Linked DNA regions of Homo sapiens: all the other regions are linked to region 3. Evidence: chromatin loops called from intact Hi-C (ENCODE). Cell type or tissue: HepG2. All regions are shown on one strand.

Region 1 (8,000 bases), 100 kb before region 3:
TGCCAAGAGGAATTAACTTACATTAAGCCTCAAGTATGTATTACTCTGCTGTATTTGTTTCCACGTTTAAGATGGGTCTTGCTCCCTGAGAATGGGAGCAAATCCTTCAAGGACTGTGCCGTACACAAGCTCTGGGTCTGAAGGTCTTCCGTGCTACTTCTCGATTTCTCCAAATGAGGAGAAAACCCAAAAGGCCGCTCTACCTCGAACCCTATCTGCAGATGTGACATCTTCACACAGCCCCCGATTTCTCTTGTCTTTAAGGATGTCTTTGGGGGTCTGCCCAAGTGCCCCAGCAATACACAGCCGGCCCAAAGAAGAAAAGGGGTTTTCGCTTCCATTTGCTCTTCGTAAATCGCTACTCTCCCTGGGAAAGTAAACAGATGTTACTTAGGAGGCAACAGGGGTGTCTCATGTCTACAGCCAATTTTCACCCAACCCAGGGAGCCCGAGAAAGAGGAGAATAGCAAGAAGGGGGCATCTGCCTGAAATGCCTTCCCTTCCTCTGCTTTCAAAGCCTAGGTGGATACAGCTTCAACTGCTCCACAGAGCTGCTCCAATGAATGCATTCACTCAGTAACTGTCTGCTGAGCCTGGCTGATGTGCCAGGCATGGGTGTTAGTCGAGGGGGTATAAAATAAAACATGTCTTTGTCTTCAGAGAGTGCCCTGTCCTTAGCAGGAGAGGGACAGGCAAGCAATCCCAACACAAAACTGGTAAGGCTGTGATGGAGCAGGACAAAAGGAAGGATGACTGTCTGCAAGAATGCAGGAAGGCTTTCAGGCAGGTGGCATCCACCTATTCTAGACAGAAGACGAGGCCTCCAGGCACAAAGGGGCAGGGACGGACATTCCAGGTGGAGACAAGGGCAGGTGCAAAGTCAGGGAAGCCTCCGGGAGCACTGAGTGCACTGAGAAACTACAGGCAGGATCAGGTGACTCAAGATCAGGGAATGGTACAGCGTGAGGCTGGGAAGGCCGGCTGGAACCGAATTCAGATGCTGTGCTTATCCTACAGAAAAATGGGAAATCCAGCATGATCTCTTCCTTCTCTGGAAGCATCAGTGCTATCTAGGCACAGTGCCAGGCACTGTGGATTGTACAAAAAAATCCTTAGATGCAGATGGGGTGGCACAGCCGAATACCAGGCACCCTGGCTCTCAAGTCAGACCACCTTTGATGCATATTCTGTGTCTTCAGCAAGTAACCATGTCTCTGAGTCTCAGTTTCCTCATCTGTCAAAGAGGAACTCTGTGAGGATTAAATAAGGCAACATATGTAAGGTACTCAGGACAGCATCTAGCACTGTTAGGTGCCCCATAAACGGCTGTTGTTAATGAAGGTGGTGAAACAGATAAACGCACAGAATGGTAACCAACAACCCAAGGCGTCACGATTGCGCCAAGAGGTACTGTCCAATGGATAAAAGGCTGTATGTAAGTGCCAGTGAGTAGACAAAAGAGTGCAGCAGGGGTTCATAACTGCATTACTCAGTACCTACTGTGTGCTCGCATCATTTATTGAATGAACAAGCAAAGGAAATACCATACAATTTAGCATTAACCACATACTTGATGAGACTCCCAATTCCAAAGGTCAGGGAGACACTTTATACATCTGTGCACTGTGCTGGACACAGGCTGCAAGCTCCATAAATGCCCTAAATAGTCTCCTATTAGGGCTGGAGCTCCCCTGACAGCAGCACTGTCTCCAGAACCCTGCCCAGGACTCAGACTGCAATACTGACTTTGAGTAGCCATGAGATGGGTAGAATGGCCTCACCATCATCATCACCCCAACCTCGTGTGCTTACTGGTGGTTTCCAGGCCACCTCACTTGGACCCACTGAGGCCCAGAAACATCAGAGCTTCCCCCAAAGCAGAGGAAGGACCCAAATGCATTCAGAAATGTCCCCAATTAAAAAGAAAACCCTCTAAGGGCACAGGGCAGAGGATGCAAGCCACGGCCATACCATTGTTAACTGGCTCCTAGGAGTCACGTGATGCCTGATTACAAGGCGACCTTCTGGGCTGTCCTGGGCCAGTGCCCATAAATATGTTAGCTCCTGGGCAATTCTTAATTACTGCTGCACTCAAACCCAGCCATCTGTGCCCTGTTCCAGCAAGAAATCCACAAACACATGGCACGCCCTTCACACAGGCAGAGAGGATGGGCAGCCAGGGACATGGGGGCCTTTGTGTCTTGAGCACAACAGTATCAGCTGCACAGAGAGAAACACGTGCAGGGGGCTGGCCATAAAGGACGTCCTATTCATCAGGCTGCGCTTGGGAAATGTGACACGCCTCAGAGGAGGTGCCCAGGCCCATTCTGGCTCAGGTGGGCTGTTCAGCAGAGCGTGTAACAGGCCAGACAATGGGATCTTCCAGAACCCCTTCACCACAGCATCTTTAGGGAGGGCGGAGGGCCTGGGGACTAGGAGGTGAGGGATGAAAGGAAAATGCAAACTCTCCATTTTGGAAGCAGGGTCCATCTGTACAGAGGCCTATGTGTGTGTGTGTGTGTGTGTGTGTGTGTGTGTGTGTGCGCGCCTGTGTGTGTGTGAGAGGGAAAGAGAGAGAGAGACAGACAGACAGACAGACAGACAGTCAGCCACTAAAATGGGGCCATTATGGGTATGTTAAATGCTGGAAGGCGAGAGTCCACATTAGGAAGGACTGGAGATTACTGACATGGATTGTGCTTTATCCAATGTCATTCACTATTTTGGGGATAGAATGGAAATGGGCCTTGGGGTTCTGATCCTGGGCCCAGAGCCCGCTTCCCAGCTTGGTTCTAGCTTGCCTGGGATCTTGGGCAGTGGCCTACCTGCTCTCAAGTTTTTCCATGTGTACAAGGGTCCTTATCTCACAGGGCTGTGGGAAAGCCTGAGTGAGTATAAATGGTCCCCAAGTGTAGGGCTGGAGAGAAACAGAACTTTCCACAGGAACCAACAGGAGAAACAATTAAATCACTAAAGAGAGCAAGCCTCTAAGGTGTGCAGCCATTGGTATGAAAAATGGTCCACGTGGATGGGGTAGGTGATGAGAAATGACTTAATGGGTACAATGTATGTTGTTCGGGTGACGGATATAAAAAAAATCCTGCTAGACCACTATGCAGCCTATACACATAACAAAACTGCACATGGACCCCACAAATCTATGCACTGTTTTTTTTTTTTTTTTTTTTTTTGGAGACGAAGTTTTGCTCTGTCACCCAGGCTGGCGTGCAGTGGTGCGATCTCTGCTCACTGCATTCTCCACCTCCTGGATTCAAGCGATTCTCCTGTCTCAGCCTCCTGAGTAGCTGGGATTACAGGCATGCGCCACCACACCTGGCTAACTTTTGTATTTTTAGTAGAGACAGGGTTTCGTCATGTTGGTCAGGCTGGTCTCGAACTCCTGACCTCAGGTGATCCGCCTGCCTCGGCATTCCAAAGTGCTGGGATTACAGGCATGAGCCATCGCACCCGGCCTGTACGCATTTTTAAAAAAGGAAAAAAAAATAGTCCGTGTGCAATTCACACACCAAGACTTATCTCTCCATTCGTGCAGTCCCTGAGGATCTGATTTGTTAGCCACCAGTTTGCCTGTCAGTGTTTGCAGTGACTACATTTTTTTATGTTGGTGAAATGAAAACAGAAGTATTTTTTTTCCCAACATAGTATTTTTAAAAGATGGCTCTCCTCCACCCTCCAGAAAGCTGGCCAACAGCATGTGCAGCAGTGGGTGCATTCTGCTGGAGAGCTGGGACCCACTGTCGCGTGCTACGACAGCACAGATCTAAGAAGGGCTGTGTTACGCAGCTCTGCACTTCCAGTCGCCTAGGAGAGGGAGATCCCTGGTTTCAGGCCACAGGCAACACCAGTGCCCAGGGTAGGAGTTGCTTGGGACCAGCAGGCAATGCCTTTGCTAAGAGAAGAATGCTTCCTCTGTGTATGAAAGCACCATGAGAAGAGGCCTGGGAAGTACGGTCTTAGAAATGTCTCTAGACACATAAGCTTCTTGGCCAGGATCCATTTCTGAACATCTTGAGATGCCACAGCACTTGGCTTACCAATCACTGTTTACTGGATGTGCGGATGGGTGAAGGGATATAAGGATGGATGGATGGGCAGATGGATGGGGATGGATGGATGAACGGGCAGATGGATAGATAAATGGAAAACAACAGCTGCTATTTATTGGACACTTCTATATATCAGGCTCTTTATATATGTTCCCTCATTTAATCTATAGCAATCACATCTGAAGAAGTGTTCTTATCCCTGTTTTACAGATGAGGAAAATCAGAGAGGGTCAGAGAGGTTAAGTAGCTTATATATATAATAAGTAGAAAGAACCGGAATTTGAATCCAGGCCTGTTGGGCTCCAAAGCTGCAAATTCGAATAACGTCTGAACCAATCCTCTCTGGGTGCCAGTTTCCTCATCTTTAAAATGGGGCCACTGCCACCTGCTATTGCTTAGGTAGGCACCTTCCAGGCCTCTAAAGTTCTCATTAAACATGCAGCCGATCCCCTCTGGATAAAGGGGTGCTGCTTCAAGAGGGGCGGCAGAGACTGCTCTTGGGCACACGCTACCATTTCTTGGAGCACCTGGCTGCGGGTTTCCTACCTTTCTGTCGTCCTCACAGCTCCCCTGCCTGTGGACTTCTGGCCCATGTTTCCTCATTAGCACAGCCTCCTACCCCAAAAGGGGCCCAGAAGATCAAAGCAGCAACTGGGCAAACAATTCTTATTGCTTCCTGTTTGCAGTCTGGATGAAAGGTCAGGTGGGGGTGGAGGTGGGAGACAGTCTCTGACCCGCTAGTTCAAGCACAATTCACACAGGATTTCTCAGAATAAACCGCACAGAAATGGATATGCTGGGGTCAGAAAACAGCAAGACGGGAGAGCAAGAGCGGGGATTTTTGTGATATCTGGGGCCTGCTTGGGGCTGACAGGCCTCAGGGACTGAGACATGGGTGACGCAACTGCACATACAGTGTGTTCCAGGCAGGTGGGCAAAAATATCAAATGTTCCCACCCTCCACCTAGACAGAACCCTGTGCAAAGCTCCCAGGCCCACCCACACCGCCATCTCTCCATCTCAGGGCTGTGGTTTCATCACTTCGCTTGGTTTCTTCTGGATTGTGAGGTCTCTTCATGATTGCTCAAGAACAGACAGTGCAAGAACAAGAGGTTTCCATACTTGACTCCCTAAATGTGCACATCAGCCTGTGCAGAGGGCACCGACCTCACCGCCATTTGCTTCATCAGCTAGATGGGCTCTGGAAAGTCACCATTTCCCCTGAAGCAGGGAGCAGCTCCTTTGGAGCTGGGAGGATGGTGGGCTTTCCATCTTTCCACCTCTATTCCTGCCCCAGTTCCACTGGGGCGAAACTGGCTTGCCTCCTTTCCTGGGATGCTCACAGAACAGAAACCCACAATGCATTACTTGGCAAAGATTAAATAACCAAAACCAACCTGCAAGGCATGCTTGTGCTGGTGGCAACCACCGCCTTTACTGAGCTGCGAGGAACCGTACAGGCATTGCCCTAATGACTCCTCTCCATACCGGCAGTAATTGTTAATAATAGCAGCATTATTATACTGCTCAGAAACAGCAACATCAGTAATAAATAATAGCAGGCATGTGTTACTGTTACCCCATCTTGCAGATAAGGAGTCAGAGGCTCTGAGGATTATATAACTGGCCTAAGGTTGCTCAGCTGGTAGGTGGTTAAAATCTGGGATTTCTAAAAGGCAGGCTGATATCTGAGTCTTTGTTTCCCAACCACTCTTCTCCCAAAACGTGGTGATCTGGGGGTGGTGGGAGGAAGTAGCAGAGAGAAGAGTTTTGAAAATGTCCATGAAGCAGACCTTGTAAATCCCCATGGAAGTGGGTGGAAGTGTCCCCACCAACCCCGCTCCAGGGCTCCTCGGAGGGGCACGGGTTACTGCAAGTCCCCCATCCCAGGAGTTTCAGTGGAGGGGCTTAGCGCCTCCAAACTCTCCCCCTCCACCACCCCAGAAAATATTTTAAAAGAACAAAACTTCCCCGCAGAGACTGTGAGAAAAGCCAGCTAGCAGGGCAAGTTATGAAGATGTCATTACGCAATGAACTGCTTCCGTGGACCATAATAGGTTTTTACCTTTGCTACTGTACTACGAGAGATACCAAACAGCAATTTTAAACAGTCTCCTCCATTGCCCCATCCCAGCCTTCCAGAATCACATGTGTTTCTACTTTAAAAGCTGTTAACATGGTATAATATGTTCGGAGCACAAATCCAGATGGCCACGGGCCTCAGAAAACCCGCAGCATCCTGCTGAAGAACTGATCTTACAATTCCACCGACCAATAGCAGTGAAGGAGTTACCTGCACAGGTGGCCCGGCCCAGGTCTGAGCTGCCTGCTCCTGCTTCATGAAGCCCTGCCTCTGCAGGGGCACGGGGCAGCCTGTGGAGACGTCCACCACTTGGCCATTGTGGCCAGACTCTCTCCAGACGTCCAGTGGCCTTGGCCCTTCTGCAGACACTGGCTGTCTCTGAGCAGAAGCTGGAAAAATGCACTGGATTTGGCTTCCTGGGGACCAGGTGCAGGAACAAAGCCAGGGTGCAGGGACAGGCATCCCTTGGGTGGCAGGCTGTCGTCAGCACAGCTGGTCCCACACAGTCCCCTCACTTTCCCTCACCCCAGTGCCTGCCTGGTCAGTGGCTCTCAGGGGTGTTGCATGTTCACCACTAGGATTCTATATGGCTATGGATGGGGCTGAGACAAGCACTCGATGCAGGAGCCAAAGTCACTCTGCTACCCATGTGTCATCTTCTGCCAAGAACCACACCGTCCAGCCAACCCCAGCTAGGGAAGTTGGTATTGCCAATGGGGCTGCAGCTGGTCTGGAAAGGAGTCCAGGGAAACCACGCTATCCTCAAGGCGGGAGCGGATGAGACAGGAGAGGAGAGAGGGGGAGCTGATAAACAGGACATCGGGGCTTGTCCTCTTTTTACTCCCATCCTTCTTATTTCCTTAGCATTAACTTTCCAAATGCTGTCCTCACATGGGCGTGTTTTAGCCCAAACTCTCCCTCTCAGGTTGGGAGACAGGGTTCCATCTCACTTTGTGCTTCTGTTGATGTCTGTGTCTATTCTGGGTGTAGGTAATGCTGCTTTTGTGGTTCTGATTTGGAGAAGGTATGAATTAAAATGATGTCAAAGAACTTCTGATTTCTTTCTTTCTTTTTTTTTAGATGGAGTCTCGCTCTTGTCATCCAGGCTGGAGTGCAGTGGTGCCATCTCGGCTCACTGCAACCTCCGCCTCCTGGGTTCAAGTGATTCTCCCGCCTCAGCCTCCCGAGTAGTGGGGTTACAGGCTCCCGCCACCACACCTCGCTGTTTTTTTTGTATTTTTAGTAGAGATGGGGTTCCACCATGTTGGCCAGGCTGGTCTCGAACTCCTGACCTCAGGTGATCTGCCCGCCTTGGCCTCCCAAAGTGCTGGAATTACAGGCGTGAGCCACCGCGCTTGGCTGAACCTCTGAGTTCTTGATACATGGGAGGCAAACAGACAAACTGGGAGGTTCTGTGATTCAGGAACTCCATGAAGAGACAGCGGGATCCAGCAAGCCTCTCTTTGCTCTTGGCAGGGCTGGTGCTTTATAACTGGCAGAAGGGCTGGTCTGGGCTGAAGAGAGGTCAGAGGGCTGGGGCAAGTGACTTAGAGTCGTGGTTTTCTGTTGTGCCACCAGGAGGGATGTGTCTCCAAAAACACACGGTGAGCGGCAGTTCAGCCAGCCAGGGTCTCATCCCCACCTCTAGGCAACACGCTGGGTGTCATCAGGCCTCCAAGAACTCAAACTCTAGGGGAGGTGCAAACCCTCCTGACCCCACTCACTTACTCCAGGATGCGGGGCCTCAACAGCAGAGGCGAAAGGGGAACCGACCCTCTTTGTTATTTGTTGGAAAGACACTATTTATAGCTCCAGATCGTTAACTGCCTTTTTAAAAAGACTGTTCTCGG
Region 2 (8,000 bases), 89 kb after region 3:
GCATTTATTTATTTATTTTTATTTATGAGATGAAGTCTCACTCTACCGCCCAGGTTGGAGTGCAGTGGCATAATCTCGACTTACTGCAACCTCTGCCTCCTGGGTTCAAGCAATTCTCCTGCCTCAACCTCCCGAGTAGCTGGGATTACAGGCGCTGCACCACCATGCCCAGCTAATTTTTTGTATCATTAGTAGAGATGGGGTTTCACTATGTTGGCCAGGCTGGTCTCGAACTCCTGACCTCAGGTGATCCACCTGCCTCAGCCTCCCAAAGTGCTGGGATTACAGGCGTGAGCCACTGTTCCTGTCAAGCATCTTTTTAAATTTTGGATTTTGAGGGAAAATGTAGGTTCCTCAATAGTATAAGGTAAATAAAACCAGGAAAAGGGCAGGAAAAAAATATTGAGGAAGTTAAAGTTTTAGGGACAAATATCAGGATACAAGTTCAAGGGCTAGAAAGGGAAACTTCAATACTCAAGTTGGAATTGGATTTGAATTGAATTTCAGTCACATTAAGTATAAACTACCACATACCACTTATGCCTAGGGTTGCAAAAATGCAACAGGACTTCAAATGATATATCCTAAAACAGTACAATGTAGTGCTGCCACCCTATTGACGCTATGTTTCTGCATATAGCTTCTGTCTTTGTCTGTCTTAAATTCTGGACAATTCTCTAGTTGTCTGGCTGCTTTTTTGTTTTTGTTTTTTGCTTCTCTGCCAGTCTACCTTGCATGGCCATAACACAGAACTGAAGTCTATTTCTTATCATTTGATCTGTTTACTAAGTAGACATGGTAAATCGGTCCCCATCATCCAGTCCAACCTCCTCGCCATAAGCCTTTCTGTTATGCAGGATCTGGAAAATTAAGGAGTAATATTCCAGGTTCCCTTGCAGCTAGGTATGAAAGGGAAAGTAGTATATTCTGTACTTTAACTATTTCCCCTGGCAACATGGCCAGGGAGGTGTTAGGTTATTCTGCAGCAATATCCTCTGTCTCTACTGACTAGTCATGGAGAACCTATTTTGCTGGAGATCACAGCAGGACAGTGGCAGCCATGGAGGCCTTCGGATGGGGACAGTGCGGCTGTGGTTCTGAACCTGGCAGCTGTAGCACCATCTTCCCAATTTGGTGGGGACTTCCAGATGACAGAAGAGACAGTAGGTATTTGAAGACCCAGATCTGCTGCATAGCTCTGAGGGCTGTTCCCAAAAGCACAACCTAGAGGTTTCCGTGTATCTCCTGATGATTTCTGGAAGCATTTTAATGCCCTCAAACAAATTCCTTTCTGCTTAAACCAGATGGGAGTGGATTCAGCTCTCTGCAACTGAAACTAGACTAACACACGGCCTTTGTTCTTGTTTTTAAAAAATAGATCAATATCTTCATTTAAAAAGAAAAAAGGACACAAACTAGAACCTGAAATCTGTTTTGTTCCTAACTGGCTGATTGACCTGGGGTGAGGCAATTACTAATGTTTGTTGGGCCTCAGTTTTCTTATCTGTAAAATGAGAGGGTGAAATTTGATCTCCCAGGATCTTAACACACCTAATATTTGGTGATTTTTTTTTTTTGACAGGCTGGAGTGCAGTGGCGCAATCTCAGCTCACTGCAACCTCCGTCTCCTGGGTTCAAGCGTGCCTCAGCCTCCCAAGTGGCTGGGACTACAGACACACACCACCACGCCCAGCTAATTTTTGTATTTTTTGGCAGAGACAGATATGTCTCTACCACTATGTTGGCCAGGCTGGTCTTGAACTCCTGACCTAAGGTGATCCACCTGCCTTGGCTTCATAAAGTGTCGGGATTACAGTCGTGAGCCCCTGTGCCCAGCCATATTTGGTAATTCTAAATCCAGATGCCCTTTATTTTCATAATTCTGAATTTATTTTTGCAGTCAATTAATCAATACGATCGATCCCTCTTGGCAGGAAAAAAAAACAAAACTGTCCTCATTCTCATTGGGGTGGCGGATTTCAAATCACATTCAGAAACACCAGATTGCCAGGTAAGAAAACTTCATTTTCAACTGGAGCTGGACATCTCCTTTAAAGCGTGAATAGGGGCGATGAACAGTACACCCTTTTATAGTTTCTTCTAGAAAGGGGAACACTACTATTGGTTTCTGTATCATTTATATTTTTTACAGCAGAAAGTATTCATTGATAATAAAATGTGTAATAAAAGAAACAGAAAATAGGCACAGCTTGTTTTCAAATTTCTGTTCATCTGTAACTTTTTTCCTCCAAAAAGAGAAAACATATCAATATGTTGACTATAATTATTTCTGTGTGGTGAGATCTCAGGTTTCATTTTATTTTTCCTACTTTTTGACATTTTCCAAATTTGCCACATTTGTAAACCCAAGCGGTAAAAAGACAGCAGGAATCTTCCTCATTCTCTTCCCTCTTCCCACATCTGTGGTGGCGGTTTCTTGGAACAGTTACACTGAAAGTTCTGATTCAGAGGAAAACTATTTCCATCTTCAAACTTGGATAAATGTTAACCAAATAAGATACACAGGTGGGTAGGTCAGTGTGTTGAAGATAAGTAGGTAAGTAAACAAATAAACCCGAAAGAGAGAGCTTTGCCAAACTACACTGAAGAGGGCTGTTTAAAATAAGCAATTCAAGTTGATCCAAGAAACCCCAATCTTTTTAAATTAAGCCTTCCCCTTCAGCACATATAAAAATGTTTACCATAAACACATCATTTTTACAAAAACAGTAATTTTTTTTAAATTAAGTTAATCTCTCAAACTTTTGGTGAGGTTAGAAAATAGTACCATTCTCCTTATCGGGAGGGCCAATGTAAGATAAAAAAAATTTTAAGAGATTATATATAAGTATATATATTACAAATTTTTTGATATTGTAAAGGAGATTATATATCTCATATATATAAGCTCCTTTATATATTTTTCATATATATTTATATGTAAAATCTCCTTCAAAATATCCATAGCCTTTAACCCCAAAATTCCACTTCTAGGTAAACATATTAAGGAAGTGATCAGAGATGTTGCTAAGGGGTTATGTACAAGGATATTCCACAATGTTACTTATAATAATAATAATAAATCACTAACCAGCTAACTATTCAATAACAGGCTTTGGTCAAATAAAGTATAATTGTAAGTCACAACACCACATAGACAATAAAAACCACAACATAAAAACAGTGAATGAGGAAAATATGATAAAGTTATAAAGGCAGGTTAGCCAATGATTTGTGTGTGTGTGTGTGTGTGTATACCTGTGTCTCTATATAATTTTTTGCCCTTTTTTTTTTTTGCCATGAAAAAGGACAGAAAAAAATGTACCGAAATGTTCATAGCAGTTATCTCTGAATGGTAAATAGTGGCGTTGGGGGGATTTTTACTTAGTTCTTGCAGTTTTCCAAAATTTTCCCAAGTGTTTGTGATTGGAGGAACATGGCAGAAGCAGTAATCAATGTTCTAAATAAACAAACTGCCCAAGTCTCTCCTTTCTGTAAACGTCTAAGTTGGAGTTAAAAACATTTTTATCACAGACCAATCTCGTAATTTTACCCCATCAACTGGCTGAATGGAATAAACATTACAACCTTGCCATGTTTTGTGGCTGGAGTGGTGTTTTATTCTGTTTTTTAATTAATTAATTTGAGTCACGAGCATTTGAGATGTATCTATTTTACGGGGCTGAAATTTACATTTATCTCCTTTTTAAAAGCCCATTTAGCAAATTAACAAGAAAACAGCAACACTCAGGGAAGATACTGAGCCTACTGCATGCGTCATATATAAAAGAGCGACTATATAATTGACCTTACAGGATTCTCCTGCGGATCAAATCAGATTGTCTTGTAAGGAACTCTGGAAAAAATAAAATGCTATATAAGTCACAGTGAAATATTAACATTAACATTTAAAGTCCAGCTGTTTGGTGACTTCAACACAGGGTTTCTTCACTCTAATAAGGCCATTCATGTCTGAGCACCAGGGATCTGTGCATCCTGACCCTCAGTGCAAAGCTGTATGTGGCTGTGTTGTAGCGCAAGTCTCTGGGTAAAGGGTCCATAACTTTCCCAGCATGATCCCTGGGCCCAGTCAGGTTAGAAACACAGCTCACAGAGGTTAAATCCATCACCTGGTGCTGAGGAGTGTTACCTAGCCATCAAAGCAGGCGTAGCAGAATCTCAACTTAAAACCTAACAGAAACATCTTGTGGTCAACTGGCCATCATTGAATCCCAGGAGTCTCATTCCAGTCTTAGGACTAACTCCTGATAACACCCCCAGACCTGGTCTCTGGGCAGAAAAGAACATGAGAGAGCAACAGAGGCCACAGATGGGACAGCAGCCTTGGGTCAAACACTGGAAGGCAAAAGGCCTTTCCAAAGGGCCCTTTCTTGCTACCAGGACTCTGTGATATTGCAAAACAGAATGGCATTTCTTCTATTTGGAAAGATATACGTAATCCTACTCTTTGCTGATTCACACTGTCCTTTTCCACAATCTAGCTGCATTTGTGAGGTTCTGCCTAAATGTTTAAGATATTTCGATTAAAAACGCAAACAGCAGCAACAATCACAAGACCTTAGGCACCAGGGCAGGCCTGGGCAGGAAAGAACACACAGATTCCCCTTCCACTAACCTCAGCTTTCACGGCTACTCAAACCAATGGCTTGAAATTAACTCACTCAGTTAATCATTCAAACTCATGGGCTGGGCAAATTTTAACGTTTCATTGTTGGTTTACAATTAACCCAGCGACAGTGTTTTAAGGTGTTTGATTTTTAATTAGTCTACTGATTTGCCAGTCTGGTTAACAATCCTTTATCCCTGTGCCCTTTATTCTGTCTTCTATTCTTGTTAAGAAATGAAGAGCAGAGATTACTCTGGCTCTTTTCTCCTGGAAACCACTCCAGACTATGGCCCCTTCCTTTCCCAGGGACACAGGATATGGAGTTAAGAACAGAAGGCATGAGGCCTGAACACCAGGATTCTGTGTGACCTTGGGCAAATTAAGGTAACCTCTCTGTGCCTCTGTTTCTTCATCTATAAAATGGGATGACAGCTTTTACTCACAGGAACAGCGTGACCATTAAATGAGATGAGTCACAAAAAACCCTCAGATCAGCACCTGGCACACATGTGGGCCCTGGGCCCCTCTTTTCCCTTCCTTAGTAGTTCAGAAGCTTTACGATTTCTTAATCTGAACATGTCAGTATCTTCCTTTGCAAAACCAAGAGCAGCTGAGAAAGTGTGTGCCCCATGGAATACTTTCTAGGAACAAAACCAGAATGAATTATTCATCAACAGGAGGGTCCCTTTCCCTGGCAGATTTAAGCATGCCTATTAAGTAAGGTCTGTCCAACCTGCTTTATTCCTAAGAGGACAAACAGGCTCAAAGACTCAAGACCCTTCCCAAGGTCATGCTGCTTAGAATCCAAGGTCCCCGAGCTACAACTGGCTGCCCCTCTCATTATGCTGTATTCTTGCCCCTTTCCCCACTGTAGGTTGATAGATGGTGTAAAGAAGGAATGGTATGTGTCCAGTGACACCTGCTGCCATTCTGGCATAGCTGACAGGGTGGCATAACCCTGGCTTGCTGCAGGACAACTGTGACGTCACTCTCAACAAAAGAACCGAAAATGGTACAAACAGCACCCTGTCATTCCCACCACCAGAGGTAAACAATGCTACCAACCATCAGTAGAGCAAAGCACACCTGGGAACTAGCTTCACCAGTATTTCCATAAACCTCACCAAATGACTCTGAGATGCAGCCTATTTTGGAAATTCCCAGTAGAAAAAAATCTCATGGTGAGGCCAGGGTGACCCTATTTCTGACCCCCACAGACTGGGGAGGAAAAGCTGACACACTGATATTTCAGGCATGCCGTTCCTTCCTTCTAGAATGCTTTTTCCTTCCTTGTCTCTCTGGTAAACTTCTATTCATCCTTCAAAACCGAGGTAAGAAAACCACTTGTCTTGAAAGCCTTCCCTGACAATCTCCTCTCCAGCTCACTCACAAGCACCTGTTATCTACCCCTAGAGCTCTGCCTACCTTAGTACCTAGCATATAACTTCAACTTGCCACTTATCTGCCGATATTCTAATTCTGCGGTTCTGAAAATCTTTGATGTCATGACACCTTTTCCCTCTTAAAACATGAGGACCACCAAAGAGAATTATGTGTGTTATATCTCTCAATATTTATCATATTAGAAATCAAAATTGAGACTTTTTTGTTTTTGTTTTTTTGGAGTCACAGTCTCACTCCGTCACCCAGGTGGGAGCACAGTGGTGAGATCTCTGCTCACTACAACCTCTGCCTCCTGGGTTCAAGGGTTCTCCTGCCTCAGTCTCCCGAGTAGCTGGGATTACAGGCGCCCACCACCATGACCAGCTAATTTTTGTATTTTTAGTAGAGACGGTGTTTTGCCATTTTGGCCAGGCTGCTCTCAAACTCCTGACCCCAAGCAATCCGCCCGCCTCAGCCTCCCAAAGTGCTGGGAGCCTCCCAAAGTGCATGAGCCACCACGCTCAGCCAAAATTGAGACATTTTTAAACACAGAAATACACATATTCCATTAGCCACCAGAACTATGATGTCAACAGAGGTCATGTAGCCTATGAAAAATTCTACTGTATATTCATAAAAGGATGAGAATGAAAAACACAAAGTCTTAAAATTATTATTTAAGAAACTTCGTCACAGACTCTTTGAAAGGTTATCAGGAATGCCCAGGGGTCCCGAACCACAATTTGGGTACCACTGTTCTAGTTCATTCATTTAGCTGCTTGAGGACAGGGTCTTTATCTTACATATGTCTGTGAAATGCTTTTGATAACCACCTAAGACCCAGGAACCCTACAAAACCACCTGTGGCTCCCCATCACTGGAAGAGAACTTGCGGCACCCTCCGTCTCCTACCCAGGCCTCCAGGATGCCACACAGCTGTAAGAGGGATGGCCTGGTGGCAGCATGGTACCTCTACACACACAGGCCTTCACAATGGCAACTCCAACCCTCTCTCCCGGAGTGAAGCATCTCTGCAGATAAGCTTCAACTCGGGGGATGAGCACTCATGACATTTATTTATAAAAGGTTTCTCCCTGGAGAATTAAGGGTACCTTGCAGGTAGGGATTTAAGATGCTCTGATTTTCTTTCCACTGATCCCCCTTAATAAGCCTCCAGGGAGGGGCCCAGGAGCTCGGTCTGCTGTTCCTAAGCTACAGGAAAAGCCTGAGGCAGCTTTGAGGAAAGGGGCTGTTCCGGCCCAATGGGGCAGGCCATGGAACCAAAGGCCTCTCCAAGGCCCAAGAGTCTTCCTGAATCCTCAGCCAAGACAACAACATCACAAGGACCAACCGTATATTAACTGCTCACAACATATACCTCATTCAGTTCAGCTGAGATCCCTTCAGAAGGGAAGCAGATGGGAGACACTCCAGACCTCCCCCATCTACTGAGTTAATATTCCACTTGTATCTCCTGATACAACTTAAAATTTGAAGGAAAAAAAAACATTTTAATCACAATTCAGAAAAACACACCCACGCATCTTGTTCACCAAGCGTGAAGCCATTCCCCTCAGTGTAGCTTCGTCTGTGCTCTCCAACAGATAGTGGAGGAGAAGGAAATGTCATTTTCATACCAAAATGCTGCCTCATTCTTCCCCTTCAGGGCCCCTACCTGGGTGTGTGTTTGCAAGTCTAATTTAGATATCACTATTTGTATACACTTTCGAGCTTGGAAAACAAGCCAATAGTTCAGAGGAGCCAAGGCAAACTCAATCTGACAGCCACAGCCCTGACGGCTGCCAAGTCTGATTGACTAGTTGGATATATTTAGATAGGAGAGAGGAGGGGGATCAAACACTGTTGTGCCTCTGAACTCAAGAATACTGTGTTGGTAACGACAGACTAGCAAATAAACAGCCAACAGCCATTCAGCCACATCATCTGGTATCCCAGGCACAGGATCCTCGCCTCCGTAAATTACGTGCAA
Region 3 (8,000 bases):
AAAATTCAGGTAAACTCTTCAGTCTGAAGTGTTCCAGTCTAAGGATCCAGAAAGTGTCGAACAAATGACAAAGAAGAGGGCGATGCTGGTTGGATAATATAGAGAATGAATGCACAGAACTGGTGTTGGAGGGTAGGTCTCAACTATTTAGAGAGGGGGAGTGCTCTGGACTGGGCACAGCAGATGTGCTGTCCAGGGCCAGGGGCAGAGCAGGGGGCTGGAGCAGTGGGTTCACACTGCTGAATGGATGAAGCTGAGGTTGTGATTGGACTGGACAGGGAAGGGTCTGGAAGGCCAGGTATGAGAACACCCCGGAGATTCTGATGGAGGCACCCCCATGTGAAGGCAGTGCTCATGGGGAGGCAGAAGAAGCCCCGGGCTGTTGGGGAGGAGACCCAGCCAGCTGGGAGGGCGGGGCAAAGCCTTAGTGGGTGGGTGACTAGGGCCTGGACAGGAGGCAGTCTCAGTGGGGCCATGGGGAGGGAGGCTGTAGAGACAGAAGCGGTGACTGGCTTGACAGGGGGTGGCTTTCTCAAAACTCTGAGAAGTCTCTAGGTTTTACTCATGCTGGAAATTCCCCAAGATCAAATTTTTTTCAAGTCATTTCAAAACTATTGGTCCTAGTCAGACAAAGGTCCTACTCACCCTGCCCACCACCCCCACTCCTACATACACAATGCTGGAAGGTCCAGCCCCACGCCTTCCCTCTCAATGCAGGCTTGACACTCCAGACGGAAAACAAGCCACCCTTGGCAAACTGAGCAGGCCGGGGTCCTAGCAGAAGGGAGAGGGCAGAGGGACACAGGTATCTATCTATATCCCTCCCAGAGCCCAGGACTAGCGTCCTCCAAGCTATAAGCAGGGAAAGGGGCACTCGTTGCGATGAAAACTGCAGCTCCTTAATCCTGAGACCTGTGGTGGAAGGGGCCCCATGGCCTCCACTGACATCCAAGCGGGAGTCTCCCAGCTATCACCATCCTCCGTTATGGACACAGGTGCCCAAGGAAGAGGGAAACACCAGGAGAATGTCTGAGTGCTTGTGTGTATGACAGAGACTATAACAGGAAGGTGCCGGCACAGCAGCCCTTGCAATTCACCAGGAAGGAAGGAACTCTGGCTATCCAGAGGCCTCTGCCACATTACAGACTTAATGGCCCATAATGCTTTGGGGGCCAACATTCCCCTCTTGATGAATTTCAACTCAGTTGTCTCTGCACTTCACCTAAATGGATTGCCTTTGAGGAGGAAATGCTTTAAGTGATAAGGCTTATTCAGGAGAATGTCCTGCTCTGTGCTGGAATATTTTTTGATCGATAGAAGGAAATTCTCCAAGTATGCAGACTCACATAGATATACCCTTTTTCTTGTCCACACTCATAAACCCCTGCTGGGAACTGCAGCCTACACAGAGGAGTTAGTCAATGTTCCAGAAGAAAAGTTTTGTCAGAGAAGGGCAGGGGAATCTAGAAGCTGCAAGGTGAGATGTCTGGGGTCACGTGGGCACAACACCCACCTCTGGAAAGGCAAAGAAAGGAGTCCTGGCAGGGGCTGGCAGCCCAGGAGGCACCTGTCCATCTCTGGTGGATGGCTGGGACCCACACAGTAAGGTGAACCATGAAGGGCCAGGCAGGTGAGGTGGCACCAGAGAGACACAGAGCAAGAGAAAGTCGGAGAGAACCCTAATCCAATGTGACTGGTGTTCTTACAAACAGGGGACATTTAGGCCCAGGCATGAGCACAGGGAGAGGGTTACATAAAGATGAAGGCAGAGATTGGAGTGATGTGTCTACAAGCCAAGTAATGCCAAAGACTGCCCGCAAGCCACCAGAGGCAAGGGGAGAGGCCTGGGACAGACTGTCCCTCAGAGCCCTCAGCAGGAACCAACCCTGCCCGCACCCTTATCTTGGACTTCTGGCCTCCCAAACTGTGGGACAAGGCATTTCTGTAGCTGAGGCACCCAGTTTGTGGTACTTTGTTATGGCAGCCCTAGGAAACTAATACAGAAAGAGAGAAGGACAAGAGGAAGGAAATGGGGTAATGGAAAAGGAAGAGTAAGAGAAGAAAGTTTATGCAGAGCTGCCATCTCCTTCTCAAAACCCAAGGGTTCTAGCTCACGTCTGTAATCCCAGTACTTTGGGAGGCCGAGGTAGCAGATCTCTTGAGGTCAGGAGTTTGAGACCAGTCTGGCCAACATGGTGAAACCTGTCTCTACTAAAAATACAAAAATTAGCCGGTGTGGTGGCTCACGCCTGTAATCCCAGCTACTCGGGAGGCTGAGGCAGGAGAATCGCTTGAACCCAGGAGGTGGAGGTTGCTGTCAGCTGAGATCGCTCCACTGCACTCCAGCCTAGGTGACAGGGCAAGAGACTATGTCTCAAAAAAAAAAAAAAAAAATCCAAGAGTTGGGGCTCTGCCCTACTGTTCCCGACAGCAGCCCGGGCCCCAGAAGGAGAAATTTCCTACTTCCCTGCACATTCCCTCTGCTTCCCTTCATTCCAAGCCCCTCTGCCGAGGCTACCTCTTAGGAGGATTAATTTTTTAATACATCAGCACTCTGTTTTTCTGTACTTATTAAATTTAAGACAATGAGTCATTGAACCTGTGAGACTTGGGTTGACTAATTACCACTGAACAGCTGCCTAGGATGACCGTGTGGCCCTCGGGGAGCAGGCCAAATGCTGTCTGTGTGTGGAGCCCAGAGAAGAGTGGGTGACAACACTGCACCCATGTGATCTGTGCAGTCCACTCTGCGGCCGGGTCAAGGGCAGGGAGAAGCCGGCAGACCCCATGGGCACAAGCTCAAGTGTCATGAAGGGTGTTGCCAATGCCCACTCTTCAGAGGAAATGGGGCACTGAGACAAGGGGAGACTGCAGCCCCTGCCACAGGCCCATAGGACAATCAAATTTAACTTTCCACCAAAGCACCTACAAAGAGGGCTGCAGCCTCTGCAAGGAGGGATTCTGAGCATTGAGCATGGTGAGTGAGCACAGTATGGAAGACACACAGCTCCTGCCTCACGTCTCTCCTTTGGCCGGAAGAAATGCACCACCCAGAGCCTGCCACCCTCCTCAGAACACACTCTGCCATTTCAGTCAACCACGCTTTCTGCCTAGAAAGCTCCTCTCCCTTCTCGGCTCAATGGTGACCTCCCCTTGAAGGCTATAGAAGCCACAGCTCCCCTGCCTATGGATAAAGTACAAGTTTCCTAGCACCACTGGGACCTGCCCCTGCCCACCTCCACCCTACTGCCATGGTTCCTCGCCTCCCTTTGTTCCTTCTGGCATTGCAAACTGCTGTAGTTCTCCAAACACACAGGCGGGGTGCCTCATGTCCCATTAGTACTCTCCCCAGGTGAACCCATCCAGCTCCTCATGATTCCTCTGCCTTCTACCTGCTTTCATGGTGGCGTACATCAAATCTTTTTCTTTTCTTCTCTTTCTTTTTCCTTTTCTTTTCCACTTTCCCTCCCTACCTTCCTCCCCTCTTTCCTTCCAAAGACAGGATTTTGCCCATCAAATCTTTTTCTTTTCTTCTCTTTCTCTCTTTTTCCTTTCCTTTCCTTTTTCTCTTTCCCTCCCTAACTTCCTGCCTTCTTTCCTTCCCAAGACAGGGTTTGGCTCTGTCACCCGGGCTGGAGTGCAATGGTGCAACCACAGCTCACTGCAGCCTCATCCTCCCAAGCTCAAGTGATCCTCCTGCCTCAGCTTCCCAAGTAGCTGGGACTACAGGCATGTGTCACCACGCCCAACTGATTATTTATTTATTTATTTATTTATTTATTTATTTATTTATTTATTTGAGACAGAGTTCCGTTCTGTTGCCCAGGCTGGAGTGCAGTGGCATGATCTTGGCTCACTGCAACCTCCACCCCCCGGGTTCAGGCAATTCTCCTGTCTCAGCCTCCCGAGTAGCTGAGATTACAGGTGCCTGTCATCACGCCCAGCTAATTTTTACATTTTTAGTAGAGACGGGGTTTCACAATGTCGGCCAGGCTGGTCTCGAACTCCTGACCTCAGGTGATCTGCCCGCCTCAGCCTTCCAAAGTGCTGAGATTACAGGTGTGAGCCACCGTGCCCGGCTAATTTTTTAATTTTTTGTAGAGATGAAGTCTTGCTATGTTGCCCAGGCTGGTCTTGAATTCCTGGGCTCAAACAATCCTCCTGCCTCAGCCTCCTAAAGTGCTAGGATTAGAGGCGTGAGTCACCACCACACCCGGCCAAGCCATACTTTCGTTAAATGTTCTGCATGACTCTACCTTACCATGAGGCCATGAGTAAAGGCTGTGCCTCCTGTCTCCAGGACCTACCACTACTCAGATGCAACTGGTGCCTGAATAAACAAACACATGACAGTAGTGACTAAAAGCTGCTCTAATCAAACATCAGGGTTCCCATCTAACAAGTCTTCCTTTTCCTGGGAACCTCGGGACATTTATGGACCTGGAGCCAGAGGTCAAAAGTTCAGGGCCTCCTACCATTCTGATGTCAGAAGAGCAAAAGCCACAGCAGATGATTAAAATCTCTCCCTTCCTGTCTCCAGGCCGCGTGATGCCTTTTTCTAGAAAGTCCGACTGAGGACAATGCCCCCGTGCGGCATCCCATGTTCACCTCACCTTCTCTCACCTCATTCCTTTCCCACCCCTGCCCCCAAAACAAAGCAGGGAGCACTTCAGAAGAAAGTTGACAGTGACCCAAGTTTAACACAAAGGTAGTCATTACCATGTCATGAGGATGTGTGTGAGAAACACTTAGCCCAGGTTCCAAAACACCACAAATGGTTTACCTTTTGTGCCACATAAACACCCTAAACTCAAGTTTTACTCAACACTTATTAAATGGGAAGGAAAACATTAAAGAGCATTGGCCTGCCTCTGCCAAGCTCCCATCCATCCAGCTCTTACAAAGAGGGAGGCATTCTTCCGAGCGACGCAGCAAAACAACCACTGACGAGGTTGAGCTGAAGTTATTTGGTGGCAATTAAAAGGATCTGCCATAGTTACCCAAAGCAAACAACCCAACGCTCTCGCCAGGTGCCCAGCAACCGCGGAGCAGGGACAGGCAAGGGAATTCTCAAATTATCCTCCCACGGCCTGCACAGGGCACCCTCCCACCTGTGAACCAAGCCTGTGTCCCACCTGTATCCCACCTTGAACAAAGCCTGGTTCAAGACATGGTATCAGTAGCAATTAAGAGGGCAATTATTTTCTGGAGTTTATATGCTAACTGATCTGAGTTATGGGCCGAGCAGCTGGGCTTCTTGCTGATAACCCAGAGGCATGGAACACAGAGAGTATTAGAGCTGGAGAGGGGCTCTCCATCCATGTAGCCAGCAGTTCCCAGTCAGAGACTTTGTGCTCCTGAAGAAGATATCAGCAATGAGGCTGTCAGCTTCCAAAAGCCAACCAGAAATTGCACAGTGACCCAGAGTTCTTTCCTTCTGACTAAAGCATGGTAACACTGTGACCTAAATCTCTGATGGCCATTGAGAGATTAAAATATGTATACACACACATATATTAAAAATATGTGGCCGGGCACGGTGGCTCACGCCTATAATCCCAGCACTTTGGGAGGCCAAGGCGGGTGGATCACGAGGTCAAGAGATCGAGACCATCCTGGCTAACACAGTGAAACCCCGTCTCTACTAAAAATACAAAAAATTAGCCAGGCGTGGTGGTGGGCGCCCGTAGTCCCAGCTACTCGGGAGGCTGAGGCAAGAGAATGGCGTGATCCCGGGAGGCGGAGCTTGCAATGAGCCAAGATCGCGCCACTGCACTCCAGCCTGGGCGACAGAGCGAGACTCCATCTCCAAAAAAAAAAAAAAAAAAGGTATATATATGTCAGGCTAATATAGTTTATTAAAATATGTACTTATATATATGCAATATGGTATCTGATATCTATTTTTATATATGTATATGCCCAGTTGATAAAAATATATCTATCTGACTTCAATTTATTGAGTCAGAATTCATCTGACTTCTTAGTTTTATTTTATTTTATTTTATTTCTTCTTTTAAAGACGAGGTCTCACGTTGTCTCCTAGGCTGGAGTGCAGGAGCCCAATCATAACTCACTGCATTCTTGAACTCCTGGACTCAAGTGATCCTCCCACTTCAGCCACCTGAGTAGCTAAGACTACCGGCATACAGTACCATGCCTAGTTAATTTTATTTTATTTGATTTTATTTTATTTGTAGAGATAGAGTTTTGCTATGTTGCCCAGGCTGGTCTCAAACTCCTGGACTCAAGTGATCCTCCTGCCTCAGCCTCCCCAGCTGCTGGGATTATAGTCATGAATTATCGTGCCTGGCCTGACTTCCCAATATTTATTAATTGGTTTCTAAGAGGGAAACATATTTTTCAAGACATAGGGTCTTCTAGGAGAAAAATAATTTTAAAATAATTTAAAGACTAAAGATAATTTAGTCTCCTTAAAATAAGTTCATTGGCCAAATAAGGAATCATTACCTACCTTAACCAGCTCTTAGAAAAGCAGACCACTTGTTAGCAGAGTAAATGCTCTGAGAAGTCCTGCATTTAGGGAATGTTTAATTTAGGAGTTGCCACATGTACGGCCATGGAGCCCTTGCATCTCCTAACACCTCTCAATGCCCTGGGGAAACACGGCTCTAGGGGAAAATGTCTAGTCCTCCATCTAGAGTCCAATTCTGTCCAGAGAAATGGGGAATTTGGTGAAACTTTCTAAAATCTCTTACCCCTTTGGGGGTTCAGGTTTCCCAGCTGTGAAGTGATAGGAGTTATTAGAGTGTTCTCTAACATCTCCACCTCTTCTTTTAAAGTTATTTTTGTCCTAGAGACCCTATGTCCTGAAAGAACATGTTTCCCTCTTGAAAACCAATTAATCAATAAACAGTCTGACCACACATTAAAACTCTAGGCCTTGGAACAGGATGCTGCCAAACTTCTCCTTCCTTTCTCCTCCCAAAAGCCAACAACTTTCCAAATGAAGTGCCAATGAAACCACAGGACCCGGGTGCATGGAGATTGGGTGGGAAAATACGCCTTGCTCCCAACTCAAAGAGCCTTGGCCCATTCAGATAAGTTCTCCTGCCAAGGATACTTAAATGGTTGAGAATGACCTAGAAGGCAATCATCTGCCTAAAATAAACTCCAAGATGATGCAGTCCTGGAAACTACATCAACATCTGCAATGAAGATTTACGGACCCAAAGGCAGCAGGCCTTGGAATTTAGCCCCAGTTGTGCCCTGAGCACAACCCTTGGTAAAGCCCTTGAGCAAGACTAAATCTGCACAGCCATCTCCAACACAGGGCAAGTCAGTTGTGGTGTTCCTTTTTTTTTTTTGGAGATGGAGTCTCGATCGCTCTGTCGCCCAGGCTGGAGTGCAGTGGTGCGATCTCAGCTCACTGCAACTTCTGCCTCCCAGGTTCAAGCAATTCTCTGCCTCCGCCTCCTGAGTAGCTGGGATTACAGGTGCCTGCCACCACGCCCCACTAATAGTAGAGACAGGGTTTCACCATCTTGGCCAGGCTGGTCTTGAACTCCTGATCTCGTGATCCACCCGCCTTGGCCTCCCAAAGTGCTGGGATTATAGGCGTGAGCCACTGCGCCCGGCCAAAGCTGTGATGTTCTTCGCTCCCTCATAGAGATGTTATGAGGCTAAGAGAAGGTACAGACATACAAGTGCCCTGGACTCATCCCTTCTTGTCTGTCTCCCCGTGTGCACCCCGAGTTCCCTGCCAAAGGCAGGAACTGCTCTTCAACATCTTTGCATCCACAGAGGAAAGTTCGGAAAGATCGTTTCTTGCTCCTGTTAAACCGTAGTGGTTGTTCGATGTTCTTGTTCTGCTGCCCGGAGGTCCCTCACCTTGGTAGCATCTCCTTTAGGTGAGAGTTTCAAGAGGGCTGTCTCTGCGGGGCGTCTGGTCTATCTTCACATGCAGTGACAAGGCCCGTAACACAAAGCTTCCTGGTGATGTTTCTACCACACTTCTTTCCCAATTCATCTCCAGAGCT

Evidence for each region. Hi-C counts contacts between places; a loop is a spot of excess contacts. Peaks named below come from ENCODE experiments on the same cell type or tissue, not always from the same donor. Only the 100,000 strongest peaks of a DNase experiment are listed, where the experiment ranks them.
Region 1: it touches region 3 in a loop (6-fold over the local background); 5 of 110 quality-filtered maps call a loop at or near these places.
Region 2: it touches region 3 in a loop (3-fold over the local background); 6 of 110 quality-filtered maps call a loop at or near these places.

Annotation. Positions count from the first base shown.
Region 1 is chr17:57,558,290-57,566,289 of GRCh38, reverse strand. The region is part of intron 7 of MSI2 (musashi RNA binding protein 2); the gene reads right to left. It overlaps LOC107984993 (a long non-coding RNA gene), which reads right to left. Exons shown (of 2, transcript XR_001752947.3): 1 at 6,361-8,000; 2 at 1-367. Among named protein-coding and RNA genes, the nearest start is that of MSI2-AS1, 46 kb to the left of the region's middle. RefSeq lists an enhancer at 4,420-4,920. In HepG2, no CTCF peak of the experiment used is centred here; a DNase peak (open chromatin) is centred at 4,729.
Region 2 is chr17:57,366,805-57,374,804 of GRCh38, reverse strand. All of the region lies in intron 5 of MSI2 (musashi RNA binding protein 2), which reads right to left. Among named protein-coding and RNA genes, the nearest start is that of MSI2, 110 kb to the right of the region's middle. In HepG2, no CTCF peak of the experiment used is centred here; DNase peaks (open chromatin) are centred at 1,404, 2,484, 4,464 and 7,794; H3K4me3 peaks cover 466 bases.
Region 3 is chr17:57,455,928-57,463,927 of GRCh38, reverse strand. All of the region lies in intron 6 of MSI2 (musashi RNA binding protein 2), which reads right to left. Among named protein-coding and RNA genes, the nearest start is that of MSI2-AS1, 150 kb to the left of the region's middle. RefSeq lists enhancers at 227-306, 407-726, 1,663-1,902 and a silencer at 606-900. In HepG2, a CTCF peak has its summit at 4,590; DNase peaks (open chromatin) are centred at 575 and 4,417.